Linked DNA regions of Homo sapiens: all the other regions are linked to region 3. The links are chromatin loops, found by intact Hi-C in ENCODE. Cell type or tissue: OCI-LY7. All regions are shown on one strand. Region 1 overlaps ST14 (ST14 transmembrane serine protease matriptase). Region 2 overlaps APLP2 (amyloid beta precursor like protein 2). Region 3 overlaps PRDM10 (PR/SET domain 10).

Region 1 (8,000 bases), 230 kb after region 3:
TGATCCACCTGCCTTGGCCTCCCAGAGTGCTGGGATTACAGGCATGAGCCACCGTGCCTGGCGGGGCTTAACATTTTTAGGGTCCTCAAGTCTGACTGTACATCCTCAGGGGGTCATACAGGGAGTCTTTCTGACTTCCAACTCTATTTGGGCAATGGTTCGATTTCCCACCTTAGCCAACCGGATGAGTAGGGGTTATGCAATAATTGGCTTCCTCTTCTTTCAGCCGAGTTAAAAATTTGTTTTTAGGCCGGGCGCGGTGGCTCACGCCTGTAATCCCAGCACTTTGGGAGGCTGAGGTGGGCAGATCACGAGTTCAAGAGATCAAGACCATCCTGGCAAACATGGTGAAACCCTGTCTGTACTAAAAATACAAAAATTAGCCAGGTGCGGTGGCAGGTGCCTGTAATCCCAGCTACTCGGGAGGCTGAGGCAGGAGAACCGCTTGAACCTGGGAGGTGGAGGTTGTGGTGAGCCGATATGGCGCCATTGCACTCCAGCCTGGGCGACAAGAGCGAAACTCCGTCTCAAAAACAAAAAATTTTTTTGTTTTGCCAACTGCCATCTCCTAAGTTGAGACCATGCTTGCTATGAGCCTTTCTGGCCCCACTAGCTTCCTAGCCTGGCATCAGCCGAGACCTTGTCAGCTCTTGGAGCTACAGGACCTGGGTAAAGAACCTCATCACCTGAGGTTTTCCTCAGGGAGCTAGACTTTCAAGGTGAAGTGAGATGACGTCTCTTTTTGAAGAGGGTGGCAGTTTGTTTTTTCAAACGGCTTGATTTCTAATTTAAGTTTTAGTGGAGGCTTTCGCCTTAGCATCGACTATACCACCTATGCCCAGTAAGCTGACTGTGCCAATTCTCATGAGCGGTGCGAGGTCCTAACCGGGTCCATGCACCTTTGTGTCTTTCCACAAGGTCAGACTTATTGATGTGACTTCAATCACACAAGGCGCGAGCCGCATGGAGTTCCCAAAGAGACAGCTCTCCTTAGTACTTCCTGTTCACTCCGTAGTCAGAGCCTCAGGCACACAGGCTCAAACCACTCCAGTCAATATTGCAAACTATACATAATAATATTCTTAACCAATATATAAAAGTATAAACATTCCACATCAAAGTAACATTTAACATCAAGAGAAAGGGGATAGGAAAAAGGGTTTAACAAACCAGTCCAGGAAGAGCCACGAAGATAAAAAGAGTCTCCTGGTGTGAGCTGGGTCATTTGTCGGTCTTGCCGGGAAGAGTTTCTGATGTTGGCAGAGCCTTCGTTGGCAGATGCTGGGTGCTTATCACGAATGACAGCAAAATGGTGTCAGTGAAGAGGGCATCTTGAGGTGCCGAAGTCCTGCTCTTTTTAAGATGAAGTCTTTTTCTAAGATGGCGTTACTTATGTCAAGGGTGCTCTGTACAAGGCTCCTGGTCCCTTGGGCTGCGTGGGGAGGGCCCTGGGCAGTGCTGGGAGTTGGGACGGGACTTGAAACCTGCAGGAGCTGGCTGCTCCCTGGCAGAGAACCGCTGGGTTTCTGTGTTGACAACGTCCTCACAGCTGGGCTGAGTCAGGTCCTGGGGGACTTTCCTTCAGGCTGTAACCAGGTGTGGGGACTTGTGGTTTACTTCCTTCAGTGGGAGTTCTTGGCCGTGGGTCAGCTTTGTGTTCCCCTGATGGGCTGGGGTTACAGATCTACAGATATTTCTGGATCTTCCTTGGGGCCCTGCAGCCCCACCTGTTTTCCAGCAGCTCCTTCTGGCGGGGCGGCTGAGGGCGGCGACGGGTCAAAGGGAAAGGTGGGCGGGCCGGGGTTTTGGGGTGTCTGCCAGCAGCTGGCTGGGTCTGCAGCTGGCCCTGTGCTCTCCCAGGAGGAGCTGGAGTGTGTATTTCTGGGAAAAGTGATAGCCTCAGGGACTTCTGGGATGATGCTTATAACCAATTGTGGGAGGGTCCCCAGGGCGTGGAAGCAAAGTTCGACCTGGCACAGCAGCTTCCCTTCATCCCAGGTGGTTGCTCAAAATAGACCAGCTGAGACTCTAAGCCAGCTTCTCCTCCTGGTGACAGGAAGGGGTGAGCCTCCTGGAAATGGTGGGTGGAGTTTCTCCAACTTTCAGGTTCCCAAGAATGACCTGGAGCACTTGAATAAAAACTTCCACATCCGAGGCCCTGCTCCTGATGCATGACATCAGCACCTCCAGGGAGAGGGGCTTGGGAATCTGGATGTGGAACAAACACTGCATTTGTTTCAGTTGATTGTTATTGTTCTTTTTCATGACCAGACAAGTCCAGGAAATGCTGGGGGTTGCGATCAATGGGAACCATAGGCTTTTGCAGGTTTCGTGAAAATTGGCTTCTAGAGAGATCGATTACCCCTGGTTGGGGAGTGGGTGGGAGGATTCCAGTGTGGCCTTTCTTTTCCTTTCTCATTTGCCCATCGGTCATCCCCAGATAAGCACTCAAGTGTCCTCTTTTATGAGGCCCCGTGCTGGGCCCTGGACTGCCATGGTGGCAGGTGGGGTGAAGTCCCGCCCTCAGGAGCCTGCTGACCGCCTGCTCTGTGCACAGCTGCTGGAGCTTCCCCGGGGCTGCTGATTTAACTGGGGAGGGCCTGTCTATGTGGGGTCCCTCCTAGCCGGAGACAGGTCCCTTTTATGAACAGCAGCCTGATGAAGAGGCCTTCCTGCAACATGCCTCTGGTATCATTCTCAGCTCAGCATTGCCCAGGGGACAAACACAGAGTTTGTTCTTGGCAGTCATTCCCTGCTGTCATCTCAGGTGGGCTTGAGCCGTGCTGGGTTTCCGGGAAATCTGGCCAGGATCCAGCACAACCTTTAGCCAGTCCGGCAGGGAGCGGCCACGAGGTTGTGCTGGCTCGGTCTTTCCCTTGCAAAGGAAGGCATCTTCGACCTGCCACAGAATGCTTTCTTCCCCGGGGAAACCCTTGCAGGTGCTCGGGCTCTACTTTCCTTTCTCGCTTGAACAATTACAGGGATAGTTTATGGTTCTCATGACCCTGGTGGGGGTGATGACATCATGGGATTGAAATCCGTCCCACCTTGGAGTCACCGAGCGTGTCAGTCAAGAGCCTTGGCCACAAATCAGTGGCACTTGGCAGCAGCACACAAATCCAGCCACCCTGTCCTTGTCTCAGGTCTGGGCAGCACAGCTGTGTCCCTAGCTGGTGGCATCGCCCCTGCCCCTTGACCTTGATCTTCAGCCTCAGAAGCAGGCTACCCATTGTCATGTGACTGCCCTTCACGGTCCCTCCCCAGGATTCCAAGGGGCCTCTTGAGGTTTCCAGGTTCAGCCGCTTCCTTCCCAGCAGATCACACCCAACCTTAGCCACATGAGGAACGATCTTTAGAAAGGGTCTGGCCCGAAGCTTCATTTTTCCCTGTCTGCTTTGGTTGGAATCTTGTGTGGCTTTGTGTGCAGTTGGTAGTATTTTTGTTGTTGGTAAGTGTAGGGGCCCTTCCCCATTGCTTTTCTCTAAGGATAACCATGCTCTGAGCAGCCCATGGCAAATTCTGGCTTTGGACTTGTTGGTCCCCAGAGCCAGTGGGGTCGTGGGCCCTGGAGAGTTTGCACTCAGTGGCAGGTCTTAGTGTGTGTTTGAGGAACCAGGAGAGCGTTCCTCTCAGAGGGAGGATTCTCTGGTTGACTCACACAGAGTTTTGTTGGCTCAGCATTTAGCTTTCAGCCCTGGTGAGTTTCTCTGACTTAATGGGAGTAGGCTGGCTGCAAGAATCTTTCCTATATTATCAAATAAAATAGGTCTCTTTTTTGGCCCTCTAGAAATCAGTGTTTTTTTTCTTTTCGTTTTGGAGAGCCCGGCCTTGGGGAGGATATGCATCAGTTGCTCTAGTGTGCCTCAGACAATGAGATAAGATGAAATAGGGCGTGCTCTAGGACCTCTCCACTTCCCCTTCCCGGGTTTCTGGATCTGACCCTTCGCTCCCTGCAGAAAGTTGGGTGAGATGGCAATGGTCCGATCTCATCCCTGCTGGGTGGGATGGCAGTGGTCCCTCTTGGGTGAGATGGTGGTGGTCTGATCTTGTCCCTGCTGGATGGGATGGCGGTGGTCTGATTTTGTCCCTGCTGGGTGGGATGGCGGTGGTCCCTGCTGGGTGGGATGGTGGTGATCTGATCTCGTCCCTGCTGGGTGGGATGGTGGTCTGATCTCGCCCCTGCTGGGTGAGATAGTGGTGGTCCCTGTTAGATCCTGGCCCTTTAGGGTCTGTACCCTGCTTGTCCTGAGCCCTTTATCCCCAACCTCCCGCCTGGAAGTCATTCCTCGTTCCCTTGTCTGAGTGGCCTGGAGCCGAGCTGTGTTTCTGGGTCCTTTGGCCAGGATCTAACTACAGTGGGCCAGCAGGAAGAGGCTGTGATATTTACATGGCCTCTATCTGTGTTTATGGTAAGCAGACACACCTGGCTTCATAGCACCGTTTTATGTGTGCACCTGCAAAGATGTTTACTTTTAAGAAAGAGAGACAGGAGAAGTGAAAGCAGGCGCAGGCATAGGATCTCTCCTGTCGGCTGTGGCCCAGTAGAGAGGTGTTATGCCTACAGTTGTCTAAGTGTCTAAGTGGATGGGAGTTCCCTGAGACCTCCCCCTCCCACCTCCCCCACCCAGGAGTTAAAAGAGCTTTGCTGCTTCACTGACTTTATTAACTTTGTGACCTTGGACAGGCCACTCCCTCTCTTTCATCCTCAGTGTTCTTATCAATAAAACGATGGGATTATGCAACAGTATCTCTGTTACACCTGAAAATGGAGCCAAGAGCTAAGGTTATAAAAGGAAGCAGCCCAGTTACTGATTAGACAGCACTTTTAGGCTGGGTGGAGCCACAGAACTCACACTGCAGGGAGGACAGAGGACCCACCATTGAGCTAGCGCCACTGCTGACAGCCTCGCTCCGTGGCAGAGTCTGGGGTGACCCCTGAGTCAATGCCCTCAGCCACCTTACCCCTTCTCATGGGAGTCTCTGTCTTCTGTTTCCCTGAATCCTTGCTCCCAGAATTCTGGAACCTAACCACACTGGGAGGCAGTAAACCAGGACCAGATTCTGGATCTGCCACCAAGTACTGGGTGACCTTGCAAAATCAGCATTCTTCCCTGCCTTCTTTATATAACACGGGTGATAGCACCAGCCAGTCTTGAATGAGTCACAGGACTGTCATGAAGATCCAGTAAGAAAATGGTTGTGAAATTACCCTGTGAATTGGATATACATCTAAACATGATAAATTATTATTTCATTACATTTCTTTTTTTCTTTGTTTCTTTCTTTCCTTTTTTTTTTTGAGATGAGGTTTTGCTGTCTCTGTCTCGCCCAGGCAGGAGGGCAGTGGCATGACTATGGCTCACTGCAGCCTCAGCCTCCCTGGGTTCAGATCATCCTCCTGCCTCAACCTCCCGAGTAGCCAGGACTACAGGTGCATGCTGCCATGTCTGGCTAGTTTTTTGTATTTCTGTCTTTCTTATCATTCACTGAGCCCTTTGAATTGGGTTTAGCCGTGTTGGCCATGCTGGTCTCGAACTCCTGGGCTCAAGTGATCTGTCCACCTTGGCCTTTCACAGTGCAAGTGTGAGCCACCATGCCTGGCCCTTTTGTTAAATATCTTTTTTTTTTTTTTTGAGACCGAGTCTCACTCTGTTGCCCAGGCTGGAGTGCAGTGGTGTGATCTCGGCTCACTGCAATCTCCGCCTCCCAGGTTCAAGCAACTCTTGTACTTCAGCCTCCCGAATAGCTGGGATAACAGGTGTCCGCCACCACACCTGGCTAATTTTTTATGTTTTTTGTAGAGATGGAGTTTCCCCATGTTGGCCAGGCTGGTCTCGAACTCCTGACCTAGGTGATCCACCCACCTTGGCCTCCAAAAATGCTGGGATTACAGGCATGAGCCACCGCGCCCAGCCACTTTTGTTACTTTTTTTTTTTTTGAAATGGAGTTTCGCTCTTGTTGCCCAGGCTGGAGTGTAATGGCACGATTTTGGCTCACCGCAACCTCTGCCTCCTGGGTTCAAGCGACTCTCCTGCCTCAGCCCCCCGAGTAGCTGGGATTACAGGCGTCCACGACCACGCCTGGCTAATTTTTTTTGTATTTTTAGTAGAGATGGGGTTTCACCACATTGGCCAGGCTGGTCTTGACCTCCTGACCTCAGGTGATCTGCCTGCCTCGGCCTCCCAAAGTGCTGGGATTACAGGCGTGAGCCACCACACCCGGCCTACATTTCTTATACATATATACACATACATGGTCTGTTCAGAGTGTAGCCGAAATCTGTGTTTTCTCATTCTTAAATATGATTAGACTACCAGAGGCCACCAGATGTCTAAAGAAAACCCAGCCTGAAAGGCGAAGTTCCAAAGATAACATAAAAATGTCTAGTTGCAGCTGGGTGCAGTGGTGCACCCTGTAGTCCCAGCTACTCAGGAGGCTGATGCAGGAGGATTGCTTGAGCCAAGAATTCAAGACCAGCCTGGGCAACATAGCAAGACCCTGTATCTTAAAAAAAAAAAAAAAAAAAGATTGCATTGCATCTATAGCTAATTTTGAGAATAGACACCTTAATATTGAATCATCTAATCCATGAACAGCGTATATTGCTCAACTAATTTAGGTCTTTTAGAATTTCTCCCAGCAGTATTTTACATCTTTCAGTGTACAGGTTTTGTGCATTTTTTGTCAGATTTACCTCTAAGTATTTCATATTTTTGAAGCTATTGTAAATGGTGTCTTTTAGTTTTAGTTTCCAGTTTTTCATTGCTGATATGCCAGTACAAAGACAGCTACGGGAGTGTTTCTAGCAGCTCTGTTTGTAATGGCCTGAAATTGGAGACACCCCAAATGTCCATCAATAGGTGAACAGGTAAACACATGTTGTGTGTCCAAACGATGGGATAAATGCAGCAACAACCAAAAGGTATGCACTGCTGGGCACACAGGAACCTGCGTGAGTCTCAGAGGAATCGTGCGGAGTGAAAGAAGCCAGATGGAAGAGTGCATACTGCAGAATTCCATTTACATAAAGCTCTGGGAAAAGCAGCCTGAAGCAGATGAGTGGTTTCTTGGGGACAGGAAATGGATTCAGGGAGGAACATGTGGGAGGGGCCAGGAGGAGATTTTGAAGGAGACGGACACGGGCATCATCTTAGCTGTGGATGGTTTCATGGGTGCATATGGATGCCCAAAATTGTACACTTAAATATATACACTTTATTTTATGCAATAATACCTCAATGAAGCTGCTTTTTAAATTTAATGGAAGGTTTGCAAGAGCAAGTCAAAGAAATTCCCAAAGTAGAACCAAACGCTGAAGAAACGCAAAATACGGGAGAGAAAAGATGACAGCTAGAGGCGTAGAGGATCCATTCTTATCCGTGATCTTCTGAAATGTCATCACAATACAATCTGTTTGGCTATATGTGCTGTTTCATTTGTCTTTCTCACCATTCACTGAGCCCTTTGAATTGGAAGATTTACAACTCTCTTCAGCTCTTGGAAACATCCTTTCAGTATTTCTTTGGTAATGGTCTCTTCTCTGCCAGGCTCAGAAAAGATTGGGCTCAAGTATTCTAGAAGACAGAGGTGAGACAAGAAAGGACATTGTTAGAAATACCCAAATCTCCACCTTGGCCCCAAGCAAAAAGACAAAGGCCCCAGCAGACTCCCACAGTGGATGGGAAAAATAGTCTGGAGAGATTGAATCAAAGAATATGTGGGCTTGAGAACCCCAGGTACAGAGGAAGGCTGTAGAGAGAGGTGAAAAGAAGGGGAATGAGTCTCTTCTCCTACGTGTTCCTGAATGCTAGTGGCTGGGTTTAAATCACTCCAGCCAGGAGATTAGAAAATTATTCTCTGGAGCAATGGAACCATCCACAGGAAGATGTATATAGTCTAACCATTGGGAGTGCCCAGAAAAAAAATCTGTTTAGCCACTCACTTGTGTCCCCGCCAGTGAAGCCAGTTGTGGCAAGGCATGCACACAGAGCTTCCAAAC
Region 2 (8,000 bases), 170 kb after region 3:
CTCACTGCATCATAGCAGGAGTAGTGCGATACCAGTTTGTTTCATCACCTGGCTAAGATGGTATCTACATTCATTTGTCTTACTATGTACACATTGTCTGCATTTGGCCAGTGGGGGCCCCGTTATGCTGGTTCCTGTGTCCTTATAACATGTCCCTATCATTCTTTGAGAACTTTACTTTCTGATACAAAAGATTCTCCAAGTCCATTCTGTATTTTCCCTACTCCACTCCTGGAGTCTGTTTTCTCTGAGACACCATGGTTTCTTTTAGTGGGGAATGCTATTTTGAAACCCAGATCTGGGCCTTAGGTGATTTGTTTTTTGTTTTTGGTTATTTTTGGACAGAGATTTGGACAGGTAGTGTTATTGCGATATGAAAACTACTAAAGTTCTGATTTAATATCTACTTTGAAAACAAAACTGGTCTCGGCAGCTTTGAGGTGCTGTCTTCTGCATTTGTACCTTGGTCTGTTGGCATAGCTCACTTTTCCATTGCAGGTGTCCTTTTGCAAGTCTTCTAGCCTTTGAGTTCATGACAGCCACTGACAGTTCACCCTGTTCCTGGTGTGGACCCCTGTGCAAGGTGAATGTTCCACTCTCGAGAGGTAGCGTGGATCCTTCACTTCTCTGAACCCTGTTTTCCCTGAAACATACCTGGGGTGACCACCAGACCTCATTACATAAGGCTGTTTTCTCCCACCTGGGTACAGCTTTTACCAGCTCCCTAAATTACATGGTTTTCCTGTTTGCACCTGGAGTGTACTTTTGTAGTATATTTATTATTATTTTTTTAATTTTTAATTTTTGTGGGTATATAGTAGGTGTCTGTATTTATGGAGTACACGAGATATTTTGATACAGGCATATAGTGTGTAATAGTCATGTCAGGGTATGTAGTAGATTTACTTATATGCATGGGTGTTGGTGTTGGAGGCTTCCTCAAGTAGGTAAACAACCTTTGTTATTTATTCTGAAAGGAATTTCAGCAACTCTGAAAAAGCTCTAAAACCTGGATGGCTGCCATAGCACTGCTGGAGAGAAGTAGTAGGAAAGAAAAGCTGAATCACAGGGATGATTAGAAATTGGCGATAAATCCTAACTGCAGCTTAAATGAATATTGTATAGGTTAGGTTTTGCTATATTGCCATATTCATTGATCAGCAAAAACAGTAGAGCTTTATGTTTGTCCAGTGACTTAGGAAATTGTGGCAATTATATTATACTCCGCTGATAAAATTGAGGATGTTACCAGCTTGAATATAAATTACTAAAGTGAGAGCAAACCATTTTCAATGTTCTGTAAAACAGAGTAATACTGATCTGCCTAGGTAAATTTTTTTCCCTAGGAGCTTCTGATGAAAAATTGTAGCAAAGGCAGAGAGTAGCAATGAAATGATAGAGCGGATGCTGGGATTGAAATGTGTTTCCTCTTTCAGTCTACTTTTTAAAAAGGGGTTTATTTTTCAATAAAAGAAGTTTGCATTGGGGGAAGGGGACAAAAACAATTATTTTCAGTTTCTGTACTAAGTTAACTGTGATTAACATTTTGGGGTATAGATGAACATTTTTTTCTTTGGATACACATGGAAATGTATATACTTTTAAATGTTTTTTCCCTAACTGTGATGATACAACGTATGCTCCTCTGTTTAAAGTTCTGTTTATTTTTATTTGGCATTTATTGAGCTTTTATTATCATGTGCTACTTTTAGGGATACATACATCTTTGAATAAAAGATAAGGTTGGGAGAAAAAAAAAAGATAAAGTTGGCCTTAAGTAACTAGCCTGAAGAAGGGGTTAGAGATACGCAGTGGGTTTCCTTTTGTTTGTTTGTTCAATGATTTTAAAAATTATTAAACCACCATGGAAAAATGTCCATGTTAAATATACACATAAGCCATATTTCTTGTAACCCCATACTATTCTGTTGTATATATGTATCATCATTTAATTAATTCCCTCTCGATGGACATTTAGGTTTGTTCTAGTTTTTTGATATTAATAACACTAATGAATATTTTAATTCACTTGCCTAGTTATTTCCTTAGGGTGTGTATCTTTTTCTTTTTTTCTTTTTCTTTTTAAGACAGGGTCGCCGTCACCCAGGCTGGAGTGCAGTGGCGCGATCTTGGCTGACTGCGGCCTTGGTCCTGCGTGTCCCCCTTTCCACCCTGCAGCTGAGATTACAGGCATTCGCCACCACGCCTGGCTCATTTTTACTATTTCTAGTAGAGATGGGGTTTCCCCATGTTGGCCAGGCTGGTCTTGAACTCCTAACCTCAAGTGATCCACCTGCCTCAGCCTCATAAAGTGCTGGGATTACAGGCATGAGCCCCTGCGTCCAGACATCCTTAGGGTATCTTTTTAGAACTGGAATTGTTGAATCAAAGAGTACTGTTAAAAGATATATATATATATTTTTAGGCCAGGCCTGGTGGCTTATGCCTGTAATCACAGCACTTTGGGAGGCTGGGATGGGAGGATCATTTGAGATCAGGAGTTCAAGACCAGCCTGACCAACACGGTGAAACCCCGTCTCTACTAAAAATAGTAAAAATTAGCTGGGTGTGGTGGCGAACGCCTGTAATGTCAGTTACTCAGGAGGCTGAAGCAGAAGAATTGCTTGAACCTGGGAGGCAGAGGATGCAGTGAGCCAAGATTGTGCCACTGTACTCCAGCCTGGGTGATGGTGTGAGACTCCATCTTAAAAAAAAAAGTTAAATTTTAGAATTTAGTTTGTTTTCAAATTCAGTGGTGTTCTTTTTTGATTTTTAGAGATCGAACAGATTGATTCAGTCATGGAATAGCTGAAGATTAGTGGCATTTAATTTTATGGTTTAGCATGGAATTAATTATTTTATTAAATTTTTGGCATTTCCGAAAAGGTTTTGATTTTAAACTTTAATTCTGAAATATTACACCAAGCATCCTGAAGAGATGAGACATAATGTGATGGTTGCTCATATGCTCACCCTCCTGATTTCAGTTCTTCAGTGTTCTGTCATGTTTGCTTCATCTCCATCTTTTTTTTTTTCTGAGACGGAGTCTCTTGCCCAGGCTGGAGTGCAGTGGCATGATCTCGGCTCACTGCAACCTCAGCCTCCTGAGTAGCTGGAATTACAGGTGCATGCCACCATGCCTGGCTAATTTTTGTATTTTTAGTAGAGGTGGGGTGTCACCATGCTGGCCAGGCTGGTCTCAGTTCTTTTGCAACATTTACATGCATCTATAAACAATGTTTTTGTGTTTTAAAATTTACATTAATGGCATCATACTGTACCTGACCTTTTACAGCTTGCTTTTACTTTACATCATTTTTTAGTTTATCCAAGGTGTTGTATAGATTGAGTTAAAGGTTGTATTTCTGACCAGGCGCAGTGGCTCACGCCTGTAATCCCAACACTTGGGGAGGCCGAGGCCGGGGTGGATCACAAGGTCAGTAGATCGAGACCATCCTGGCTAACATGGTGAAAACCCGTCTCTCTACTAAAAATACAAAAAAATTAGACGGGCGTGGTGGCACGTGCCTGTAGTCCCAGCTACTTGGGAGGCTGAGGCAGGAGAATCACTTGAACCCGGGAGGCAGAGTTTGTAGTGAGCTGAGATTGCGCCACTGCACTCCAGCCTGGGCAGCAGAGCGAGACTCCATCTCAAAAAAAAAAAAAAAAATAGTTGTTGTGTTTCTATAGAATATAGATTAGTAGTGAAATTGCTGCTTTAAATTTTTTTGATGTTGCAGTTGCACATTTAAAAGTGAGGTTTTACAAATTAAAGTGCATTAACTGTTGCTTAAATATACATTGCTTTATGAGTATGGTTGAATAGTTCGTATAAAACTAGTTCCTCAAGACTTCACTAACATTAACATCAATAGTGCCTACCAGGTGTCAGTTTCTGTTTTTATTTTAAACAACAAACCCACATGTGGAACAATAGTTTCTGTTCTAAGCTTTTCTTGTTGTATAGATTATGTCATTTAGTCCCCACAAGATAAAGAAACCGAGGGACAGAAAGGTTAAGTAACTTGGCTAAGGTTACTCTGCTAGTAAATGACAGTGCTGAGATTGAACCCTAGCATTCAACCCTGCATATACTTTTCCTTTAGCATCCACTTTTGTTGCTTTTTGTCATAAATGAACAAAAACAGCCTAGTTAATTCAGAATAATCACATTAAACCATGTGAGTTGGTGGTTGGATGTCAGAATTGAAGTAATTTCTACTTAGATTGAGTATCAGGGTTGTTCATTCTCGTAGAGGCAGATTCTAGCTTACTGTTGGTATTTTTGCTATTTTTAAGCAATGCTTTTAAGTCTCGTTGATTGCTAAAGCCTGTTTGCAGGTACTGCCTCCCCTAGAGCCTTTGGGGTCCTCAAGGGTAAGCAGCATGTCAGGCTCACTTTCGCAATCCTGCTTCAGTGTCACATTGAGCTGTGTGATCCCAAAGTCCCTGTGCTAGCAGTGCTGAGAAACCTGACTGCCATTTGTAATGCAGTTTTCATGTGGGGGGACTGTTACACTGCTACAGCTTGTCATGTCAGGAGCCCATCTTCCCCTACTTACACATCAGCAACTCCCTTTCTCTTACCACTGGGGCGGTAGAAAGACTGACTTCAGTGCTTGCGCCCGAGGCCCAAGGCAGAGGATCCTGAGAGACTCATCCATGATGGCGAGGCTGGGTGGGTCTGTGTAGACTTCCCACTAGCTGGGCCCTAAGCCCTTTCTTAGACCACATTACTTTCTCATGATATTTTCAGGGTTTTCCCCCCTTAACCTCAGAGGTTAGTCTGCCAGCTGCATCTTCCTGCCACTGCTTCCTGCATCTCTTCCTGGGCTAAGCACCCTTCTCGCCCTCTCTTCCTCTCCCTCTACACTGTGTGGAGCACATGGCAGACGTATGCCCAGTGTAGATTACTGAGCCTTACCTTACACTACTGATCAGAGTCTTGGGGTGATCATCCAGTGATGTGTTGTATATTTCTAACTTTTTATTGTGGCAAATTACAAACATGGCCAAACAAGAGACGATGATACCGTTCACCCTCACGTACTGGTTGCCCAGCTTTGTAACCACCATCAGTTCATGAGCCACTCTTCCACCTTCTATAGGCCCACTCCCTCACAACCCTGATTATTTGGAAACAAATCACATACCATCTTTTCCCTGTAAATAAACAGCTATGTGTATCTTTCTCCCGACTTTTTGGGACAAGTTTTAGAAAATGTAATAGTGAATATCTCTGTACCCTTTACCTAGATTCTCCAGTTTTACCTGATGTTTTTCTCTCTCTGCATCTTATATGTATATTTTTGTGTTGCTAAACCATTTGAAAGTAAGTTGGGATATCACGACAGTTCATTTCTAAGTATTTCAGCTGGTTTCTCCTAAGAGCCAGGGACATTCTTCTATATATAATGACAATACAGTTGTCATGTTTGGAAATTTTCCTAAGTGTCCAACTAGTGTTTTTTATAGCTTCCTTTTTAAAAGGATCACATACTACATTTCATCTAGGATAGTTCCCTAGTCTTTCTTTAGAAACAAAAACTTTCATGACAATGATATTTTTTAAGAGTCCATGCCATTTGTTTAATGTAATGTCCCTGAGTTTGGATTTGTCTTAGTGTTTTAGCATGATTAGATTCAAATGATAATATATTTTGGCAGAAATACTGTGTAGGTGATATATTATTTTTAGGACATCACACACACCAGTTTGCTCGTTATCAGTGGTGTTAAATTGGTTATCTGGCTGAGGTAGTTTGCCAAGGCTTCCCACCGTAAAGACACCTTTGCCCCTTTGTAATTAATCATTGATTATTCTTACTGGATTCAATTATTACATCATGTTTTGTCTAAAGATTCATCTGTACTTGAGTAGAACACCTGGTTTTAGTTTCTTGGGCATTTGATTACAGAGGTGTGGGCAGGAATAAGGAAGGCAGAGCCATGTGGGGAGAGTAGCTGTGTGTGTCTGAGGCGGGCATGGAGGTGATCCTATTATATTCCCCGTCACGTGTTGCTGTAGCCCTGCAGTGGGACTGCAGTCAGGGGGCTTTTAAAAGGTCCCTGGCATCATGGCTCTGACAGATTGGTGAGTTCTTGTGGCTGCTTGGCTAGAACTGTACCATCCAGTCAGCCTTTGAAGGTACGAGATGTGCATCTGCTCGTATACATGAGACTGCTCCTGGCTGTGTAGACTATCATCATAAACTTCAGTGAGGGGCATTTTCACCTTGAAATCATGGTCAGATCCGCTCTGACAAAGATTCTCTTTTCCAGTGGGTGAATTTGTAAGTGATGTCCTGCTAGTTCCAGAAAAGTGCCAGTTTTTCCACAAAGAGCGGATGGAGGTGTGTGAGAATCACCAGCACTGGCACACGGTAGTCAAAGAGGTAAGAGAACTCGGGGGGAAAGTCAGCTGCTGTTGTATCTGTTAGGAGGGAAGTAGCACTTTTCTCCAAATCTCACCATGCTTTTAAGTTAGTTATGTTTCCCCCATTATCTCCTTAAGGTTTACAATTACTTCTGTCTTATAAGTTAGAAATATTTGGGAGAGAAGTAGGTATTTGTGTAGGAGAGCTCAGTGTTGACAGTCAGCTCCTGAAGTTGAGGATGTTAAGGAGGTGGCTGAGCGAGAATACTGTATGCTGCTGGTGAGGCTCCCAGGAAACCATCCTAACCCTAAGGCCGGCATGGAAATCGCCAGTGATAGAAAATATAGGTCTGGACATATGCACAGGCAGGACTGCATGCCATCTCACTTTTCTGGTGGCAAGAAGTACCCTTTCTTGTCTTCTGTAATTAGGCTGGCTCTGCTCTTTGGTCAGTAATCTTCCTTTGGTCAAATACTGAAGTAGTGCTTGCACCAGTGGTGAGTATCTATTAACATTGACCACCTTATCTGGCTTTAGTCATTATTAGAAAAAAATGCTCTCTTCCTGACTTTTTTCCACATTTGGGATTTCAGTATTTTTGGACCAGATCATGTTTCCCCATTGTAAATTAAAATTTATAAATCTTACAATAATATTATTACAATTTTTTTTTGACAGAAAATGTATGTGTTCATAAGAGAAAGCATTGCTAAGTGATTTGATAAGGGTTTATTTTGGAGGGTAGAGATCGGAGTGTATTTGACCACGTTTACTCTGGAGTATGTTCTGATGTGGCCTGTGGGTTTCTTTTAGGCATGTCTGACTCAGGGAATGACCTTATATAGCTACGGCATGCTGCTCCCATGTGGGGTAGACCAGTTCCATGGCACTGAATATGTGTGCTGCCCTCAGACAAAGATTATTGGATCTGTGTCAAAAGAAGAGGAAGAGGAAGATGAAGAGGAAGAGGAAGAGGAAGATGAAGAGGAAGACTATGATGTTTATAAAAGGTAACTCTTCTACTTTGAACTGTGAAGTCGTTTTGCCTTTTTGTTAGCCCTTCTGTAAAGACGGCTGTTGGCTGCTAGTCCCTCACTTCTGGATAAACTGGGCATTCCTTTGTTCTGCTAGAGTTGATTAAGCTTGCATTTCATTCTAGCCATTGCCAATCACAGGAGTACCTGTGATTTTTGTGTTTACATCATTCTGAGCTGTTATTTTCTGCAGGTTACTATGATATTTTTTAAGAGTCCGTGTCATTTGTTTAACATAATATCCCTGAATTTGGATTTGTCTTATTGTTGTATCATGATTAGATTCAAATGTTCACAAATACTTCCCGTTTGCTGATGTAGCTGGGCCCCAGGGCTTAGTGGCACGGTGAAATGTGCGTTGAGCTTATTTCCTGCCTCTGTTTTTGTGTTTCAGAATAGAGAAGGGACCCATTGTTGTGCTTTGCACATAGGAGCTATTAACCTTCCTTTTTTTCTATTTTGGCCTTCAGTGAATTTCCTACTGAAGCAGATCTGGAAGACTTCACAGAAGCAGCTGTGGATGAGGATGATGAGGATGAGGAAGAAGGGGAGGAAGTGGTGGAGGACCGAGATTACTACTATGACACCT
Region 3 (8,000 bases):
ATGTCACAATACGCAAAATATTGCTTCTAAAATTAACTATACATCCTGGCTCTTTCCTTTGTATCTGCAAAAATCCTAGACCTATGACTTGCCAAATGTCAAAGGGAAAAGATACTTTCTGAAGCCTCAACTGTAGGAAAATTAGCTGGCAAAATCTAAAAGTTCATCTAATTGCATAGCTTTAGTTAATATTTCACAAAACATGATAAAAATGCTATAAATATGCCAGAAAATGCAAGCAAAATACTCTCTAGCTCATTACAATTTGCCTCCTTTTGGGGTTTCATTGCATTCATTTATAATAGGCAGCCCAGGGATAGGCATTTCTCTTTACAAAGTAATATTCTTGCTAGGAGATTTTGAGAACACAAAGAAAATCTCCCCATGACAGCAGATGACTTGTCAAAAAACACATCCCAAATATTCACCCCTTCCCACTGCCCTTTCCTAGTTCTCTGGAGTGGTTATCCACAAAGCAAGTAGTAGAGAGGGCTGGGCAGAAACAAAAGGGTCAGCTGTAAAGAGATGACTATAAACATACTTCACCATACAGGGAGCTATTCTTTAACCAGAGTCTACAGGTCAGACCTGTTTCAAAACTACAAAGTGGTTTTCTTGCAAACATTACTGGCACACAGCAGATTACATTAAGCCTACATAATTCTCTTTGCATTCCAGTCAAAATTATTTTAAATAAAGAAAGCAAGCCCCTGTTATAGGCTGAACTGTGTCTTTCTCAAAATCCATGTTGAAGTTCTAACACCCAGTACCTCAGACTGTGACTGCATTTGGAGACAGGACTTTTAAAGGGGTAATTAAGTTAAAATGAGGTCATTAGGGTGGGCCCTAATCCAACAGGACTGGTCCTTATAAGAAGGGAAGATGGGCCAGGAGAGGTGGCTCATGCCTGTAATCCTAGCACTTTGAGAGCCCAAGGCAGGAAGATCACTTGAGCTCAGGAGTTCAAGATCAACCTGGGCAACATGGCAAGACCCTGTATCCATAAAAAATACAAAAATTAGCCAGATGCGGTGGCTCATGCCTGTAATCCCAGCACTTTGGAAGGCTGAGGTGGGTGGATCACGAGGTCAAGAGATCAAGACCATCCTGGCTAACATGGTGAAACCTCCTCTCTACTAAAAACACAAAAATTAGCTGGGCGTGATGGCAGGCACCTGTAGTCCCAGCTACTCGGGAGGCTGAGGCAGGAGAATCGCTTGAACCTGGAGGCAGGGGGTGCAGTGAGCTGAGATTGCACCACTGCACTTCAGCCTGGCAACAGAGCGAGGCTCCATCTCAAAAAATAAATAAAATAAAATACAAACATTATAAATAAATAAGAAGGGGCGATTAGGACGTGGACACATGCAAGCACCGAGGAAAGACCCTGTGAGGACAGTGAGAAGGTGGCTTTCTGCAAGCCAAGGAGAGAGGCCTCAGAGGAAACCAACCCTGCCAACGCCATGATCTCAAACTTCCAGCTTCCGGAACAGTGAGAAACTAAATGTCTGTTGTTTGAGCCTCCCAGTCTGTGGTATTTTACTACGGCAACCCTAGAAAACTACCGTAGCCCCCCAGAATAATTCATATAACGCCTTCAGGCACTAAAATTGCAATCTCGGCCGGGCGCGGTGGCTCACGCCTGTAATCCCAGCACTTTGGGAGGCCAAGGCGGGCAGATCACGAGGTCAGGAGATCGAGACCACGGTGAAACCCCGTCTCTACTAAAAATACAAAAAGAAATTAGCCGGGCGTGGTGGCGGGCGCCTGTAGTCCCAGCTACTCGGGAGGCTGAGGCAGGAGAATGGCGTGAACCCGGAAGGCGGAGCTTGCAGTGAGCCGAGATCGCGCCACTGCACTCCAGCCTGGGCGACAGAGCAAGACTCCGTCTCAAAAAAAAAAAAAAAAATTGCAATCTCCATCTTATTAGTGAGTTTCCATTTAACCAAGTTAAGATAGAAAGAAGAATACTAGCAAACAACTGCTAAGAAACAGGAATAAGAGACTGAGTAGACAACGCAGTGCTCCTTCAAACACTGGTAAAGGACAGGAGTGAAGTGTGATAGAGCATAAATTACCTTGAGGTGAATGTAACAGTCTTTCAGCTCCGAGCCCCTGACGAGAGGCCCCTCCACGGGGCCAAACTGGGTGCGCTTGGGGATGCGCCGCTTGGAGAACACCCCGCCCAGAAACCTGTCTATGTAGAGCACCAGGGGGAGGCTCGCCCTGGCCCGGGTGAGCACCGGCCGGTTGGGGATCGGGTGCAAGGGGCCGTGCTTCGGACACACTGAAGCATGCGCGTTATTGCACTCCTCACACCCTGCAAAAGAGAGACAGTCTTGAAGAAAAGTCCAATTCCTCAGTGTGACTTGATGTGAGGTAAAAAATTCTGACCCGAAAAATCCCCGTCTGCATTTTCAAGCCAAAATTCAATGAACTCCTAATGGCGCTACCCATTCAACGGTAATACATTCTCTCTGGGAGACCAGTAAAAATCCTGTAATTCTCCTCTAAAATCAGACAGAATTTGCTTATGCCTGCCAAAAACAACTAGCAGGCCATGACTGACTTCTTTGCTGGAGAGTCCTTTGAATAGTGGCCACTAAATTTACAAATCAATTACAACATGTCTGAAGAGTAAAAAGAGCGTATCAGGCTAAATGTTGCACTATCTGATGAGACAAAATAGGTGAATTTTATAGTATGCCCATTATCTCAATAAAACTATTCCGGGGCCGGGGAGGAACCCTGACAATACTATTGAATCAATTTTCTCAAAGGGAGTTACAGAAGTCTTATATCTCAGCCTAACTCAAACGGAAAAAGGGTTGTGCGGTCTGAGAGTTCAGTGCATACTGTCTGATTAGATAATGCTAAAATGAACAAATTTAGAATCCCTTCCTTCATTCACTGGGATGACACAACATTTTCCGCCCATTCCAAGAGCACTCGGTTTGCACCAGTCCGGCCACACGCCCTGCCTCTTTGCCAGGAGCACCCACCTGTAAGCTAACCGCCAGAACGAGACAGGTACAGCCCCAAAACGGAGGAGAGCAAATGGACCACACAGGCCATGCCCACAACCCTTAACACACTTAACATGCTTTACCTTACTCCAGCTGCATGGTGACCTGGTTTAGGAAATAGTTATTTTTAATTTCTACAATTCTCAAATAACAGAGCTACTTTGTATTAATATTTTAAAGATAAAGTGATTTTCTGTGCATTTGACTTAGGAGTTGCCTCAAAAATGTAAGAATTTTTCCCAGGTGCAGTGGCTCAGCCTGTAATCCCAGCACTTTGGGAGGCTGAGGTGGGCGGATCACTTGAGGTCAGGAGTTCGAGACCAGTCTCGCCAACATGGTGAAACTCCATCTCTACTAAAAATACAAAAAAAAAAAATTAGCTGGGCGTGGTGGTGCACATCTGTAGTCCCAACTACTCTACTCCGGAGGCTGAGGCTTGAGAATTGCTTGAACCTGGGAGGCAGAGGGCTGCAGTGAACCGAGCTTGAACCACTGCACTCCAGCTTGGGAGACAGACCAAGACCCTGTCTCAAAATTAAAGAAAAAAAAACAAAAACAAACAAAAAGAAAAGAAAAGAAAACGTATGAATTCAAGGAAAACCAAAACGAGCAAGTTCTCTGTTGAACTGGGATTAGATGTGGAGCTTGAACACTGGGCCCAAGCAGACAGATTTTACCACCACCACACAGAAGGACCAGGAGAAACAGGATGAAACCACAAAGCTCTGAAGAGCCTCAGTAATGCAAATCAATGAGTAAGCACTTTGCCACATAAGCAAGAAAATCCACAGAAAGAAACTGATGGTTTCTTGGTGGTGGAATGTGAACCCCCAGCAAGCAGTAGGGTGGGGTGGCTGATCAAGGGCGCTGCCGAGGGGCCAGACTGCCTGAACTGGAGTCCTGACCCTCAAATTATTGGCACAGCCCTGGGAAAGCTACCCACCTCATGGTAGGGCCATGGAGGGCATAAAGGAGGTAGTAGACTCAGGGCACTCACGCCTGGGATAGAACAGCATTCTTAAAAGGCTATCATGGAAGAGGCAAAGCAGCAAGGCAAACTTGTTAAAGCTGAAGTGGCTGAAGAGCGCAGGATCGGGCAAATCTACCATGGTGGTTTGGTAGCTGAAGCTCTGGTGTGAGAGACCTGGGCTTGGCTGCCTGATGCCCCTTCGTCCCTGTGTGACCCCCAGCGAGCTTCCCAATCTTCTGAGCTTGTTTACTCATCAGTAAATCAGAAAACGAAGGAGAGTGTCCCTCAAAGGGCTGCAGTGAAGGCCAGGTGGGATGAAGCAAGCAGAGAATGTAGCACAGTTGGCTGCACACGGAAGGACCTGACGCACGGGAGCTATGTTCACACACACGCACACGTACACAGACACACAAGATGGACACAGCTTCCCTGGGGGAGACCCGTGCCCACACTTACACAAGTCGTGTGGGTCGAAGGGCCGGGGCGGGTCTGGCTCCCAGTCATCCAGATCCGTGTCCTCACCGTCTTCTTCCTCATCTTCCTCAGTGTCCTCGTCCTCATCCTCATCCTCTTCCTCTTTGGCCTCCAGTCTGCCTAGAGGGGTCTGCAGAGTTGCCAAAGGGTCGGACCCATCTACACTCTCGATGGAAGGCAGCACCTGGTTATGAACTGGCAATGAGGCCTGGGCAAAAGTTGAAGGCACAGAGTAAGCAGACATGGACACCTGCTTTTGGTTCGCTGGTGCCTGCTGGCACAAACAGGGCGCAAGGGCTGGCTGAAATCTAGTCTTCCTACCAACTCCTTCCAGGCCCTGGAAAAATGACTTCCATCTACCGGCTGTGAGGAAGAGCTGGCTTCATTTTTGATCTGACTGCTCACAGCCTTTAAGCCTCTGCCCTCCCTCTGCCCCTTCTGTCCCACACCTGGGAGGGCTGCTAAGAAGGCTCAGGTGCTCCCTCCTTTGGCAGCAGTGGGAGAGTCAACACTGGCAAGGCCCTGACCACCTGCGTCCTGACCCCACCCCTAAAACTTAATAAAACCTGGTCTCTTCCTGGCTCATTCAGCCGTTTCACACTGCTTGAGAGGCCTGCCCTGTCTCCCAAGACTTCAAATAGGTAAGCAACAGACCGTTTCGATGTGTGCACATGTGAGGTATCATCAGTTTCCACATCTGAACTAAACCTGGGGTGGGGGTCCCTCTTGCCTTTCCAGAGTAGCCATACCACACTGGAGGGGGTAAATGAGTTGACCTATCCTCAACCACTTGTCTTTTAAAACTAAACACGTCGTGCAACACATGGTTAACAAAGTTCCATAGCTCACAGCTCTCCTTTTAAACAGCTCAGGCAGGCTGAGGTTTTTAAGTAAGAATGAAAGAGATGAGGTGCCTGTTTGTTTCATCATGCTGAAGTCAGTCTCCTGCAAATAAGACACAGTTTGGGTCATGTATTAGGTTAATGCTATCTTATCAAATATCCTGGCAGAAAATAAAAATGGTACCTTAAAAAGTTCTCCTGCCTCCAATCTAAGTGTTATGGGATTATACACTGGCCTAGAATCCCTTTATGCAATCTTGCTCCTCCTGCCCAATTAGCACAAGGTCATACTCAAGCCATGTCCTATTCAATAAATAAAGCAAGTTTTTAAAAATGCCACTCCCTTTATCTTCTCATATGTTGTTTTCCTCACCTAAAATACTCTTTCCTCAGCCACCTTCTAAATCCTACCACATTCCAGTTTCCCAGTGAACCGCCTTTGATGCCTCCAGCCCTCCCTGAGTCTCCTCTGCTCTGAACTCCTGCAGCCCTTGGAGCCATAGAATCCCACTCCACAACAGCACTCAGCATCTGCTTCCACATTTCATGACCTCACCAGGCAGCCTGAATCATTCTGAAATAGTTCTATGACAATTTCTGTGGAGCCCAGATCTTCCACGCTTTGGTTAGGGCCCAGGACTTTCCTCTGGAGGTAGCTAGAATAAGTGTAACCCTTCCGCCACAAGAATCAAATATCTGAAGGCCAAAAAACCCTAATTCATTCAGTCATTTCTCACATGACCAAACTCCCAGCTCCCTAATCATCTTGTTGTCTTCATTTATTTCGCAGTGGATTCCATATTTTTATTAATACAACATCAGGGTGCATTAGTGTTTACGTTGGCCACGTTGCTCTACTGCAGACCCATCCTGAACTTGCAGATAACTAAAATATCTAAGTCCTCTTTTCCCCTCATAGAGTGCTATTAAACCATTTTTCCCCTCATCAGGACTTCAAGAGCTGATTTTTACTTAAATGGGGGATTTTGCATTTATCTCCAGTAAATTTCATTTCACTGCTTTTATCTGTTCTTCCCATCTGCCAAGATCTTTAGACTTCAGATCCAGACATCTCACACATTAACTATCCCCACAGCTTTGCATCCATTGCCAAACACCATCTATTTTGGTGATGAGTATGCGTTTTCACATGAGTCCATCTTGCCTCTCCAACTGCACCTCAGGGAAATAGACTATGGGCTTTGGAGTCAGGCATTTAGAGTAAAATCCTTGCCCCACCCCTTAGCAAGTTACTACACTTCTCTGAACCTCAGTTTCTTTGTCTGTAAAATGGACACAGTAATACATGCCTCAGGTTGTTGTATTAAGTGAAACAATATGTATATAAGGCCAGTAGCAGAGTGTATAGCATTTAGTAACTGCTTAGTATTAATCATTATTATCCTAAGTTCTTTAAGGACCATGATGATATCATATACTTCCTCCTCAAATTTAAAAGATCGCTGAGCATAAAGTAGGTGTTCAATGAAGATTAATTTGTTGAAATATATTTGGCCTTTTGGGAAATAACACCAATCCCTTCAGGCATCTAGAGGAAGTCTTTGCAGTACTCACAGAAACATCCTTTTTCTGCTGTGCATCTTAATCGAAGAACTTATCAAACTCTAAAAAGAGGCTGGGTGTGGCTGGGCATGGTGGCTCATGCCTGTAATCCCAGCACTTTGGGAGGCCAAGGTGCGCAGATCACCTGAGGTCAGGAGTTTGAGACCAGCCTGGCCAACATGGTGAAACCCTGTCTCTACTAAAAATACAAAAAAAAGTAGCTGGGCATGGTAGCGGGTGCCTGTAATCCCAGCTACTCGGGAGCCTGAGGCAGAAGAATCACTTGAACCCAGGAGGCGGAGGTTGCAGTGAGCTGAGATCACGCCATTGCACTCCAGCCTGGGTGACAAGAGCGAAACTCCACCCCCCCACCCCCCAAAAAAAGAGGCCAGGCGTGATGGCTCATGCCTGTAATCCCAGCACTCTCCGAGGTTGAGGCAGGAGGATTGCTTGAGCCCAGGATTTCGAGACCAGCCTGAGCAACATGGTGAAACCCTGTCTCTACAAAAAATACAAAATTTAGCTGGGCAGTGGTGGCACGTGCCTGTGGTCCCAGCTACTCAGGAGACTGACATGGGAGAATCATTTGAGCCCAGGAGGTTGAGGCTGCAGTGAGCTGTGATGGTGTCACTCCAGCCTGGGTGACACAGCAAGGCCCTGTCTCAAATAATAATAAAAAAAGAACTCTAAAGAAACGGTACTGAGTGTGTTTATTGAGGGCCTGACCTGCAACGGCTGTGTAAGAGCGTTACCCAACATTTGAAACACTCTGTCTCCAGAAAGCAGATCAAACCGGTTATCTCAAACTGCATCCGCACACTTAACACATGCTCATTTGACTTTTGCCTGACATTCCACTTCTGCAATTCAGGGTCTTTTAGAAAGTTTTACGGGGGAAGCCAAATTCTGGAAGACGCTTCTGCCTCAGCTTCAATAAAAACAGCATAAAATGCCCTGTGAGGGTGAGGACTCCACAGGGAACTTCTAGCAGTGCAGCTGCTGTGGCCACCTCCCCCTCAACCTCCTCACCAGAACCTGCAAGGAAGTGACTGTATTCCTGCTCCCCATCTCAGAGCACAGCTTACAATACTGCCCCTTGTCCTAAGCGCTTAAGCATTATGCCAG

What was found. Peaks named below come from ENCODE experiments on the same cell type or tissue, not always from the same donor. Only the 100,000 strongest peaks of a DNase experiment are listed, where the experiment ranks them.
Region 1: a loop joins it to region 3, with 2.3 times the contacts of the local background. A loop is called at or near these places in 2 of 110 quality-filtered maps.
Region 2: a loop joins it to region 3, with 4 times the contacts of the local background. A loop is called at or near these places in 3 of 110 quality-filtered maps.

The regions. Positions count from the first base shown.
Region 1 is chr11:130,177,035-130,185,034 of GRCh38, forward strand. The region is part of intron 1 of ST14 (ST14 transmembrane serine protease matriptase); the gene reads left to right. Among named protein-coding and RNA genes, the nearest start is that of ST14, 21 kb to the left of the region's middle. RefSeq lists an enhancer at 3,744-3,803. In OCI-LY7, a CTCF peak has its summit at 4,904; DNase peaks (open chromatin) are centred at 1,587, 2,587, 3,007, 4,527 and 2 weaker places; H3K4me3 peaks cover 4,970 bases; H3K27ac peaks cover 7,934 bases.
Region 2 is chr11:130,114,424-130,122,423 of GRCh38, forward strand. It overlaps APLP2 (amyloid beta precursor like protein 2), which reads left to right. Exons shown (of 17, transcript NM_001142276.2): 4 at 6,283-6,395; 5 at 7,191-7,387; 6 at 7,882-8,000. Among named protein-coding and RNA genes, the nearest start is that of ST14, 41 kb to the right of the region's middle. RefSeq lists an enhancer at 4,467-4,546. In OCI-LY7, CTCF peaks have their summits at 166, 375 and 3,320; DNase peaks (open chromatin) are centred at 508, 3,908, 4,768, 7,758 and 1 weaker place; H3K4me3 peaks cover 4,648 bases; H3K27ac peaks cover 7,514 bases.
Region 3 is chr11:129,942,693-129,950,692 of GRCh38, forward strand. It overlaps PRDM10 (PR/SET domain 10), which reads right to left. Exons shown (of 21, transcript NM_199437.2): 5 at 4,453-4,678; 6 at 2,079-2,320. Among named protein-coding and RNA genes, the nearest start is that of NFRKB, 51 kb to the left of the region's middle. In OCI-LY7, a CTCF peak has its summit at 4,978; DNase peaks (open chromatin) are centred at 3,759, 4,369, 5,019 and 7,759; H3K4me3 peaks cover 6,328 bases; H3K27ac peaks cover 7,124 bases.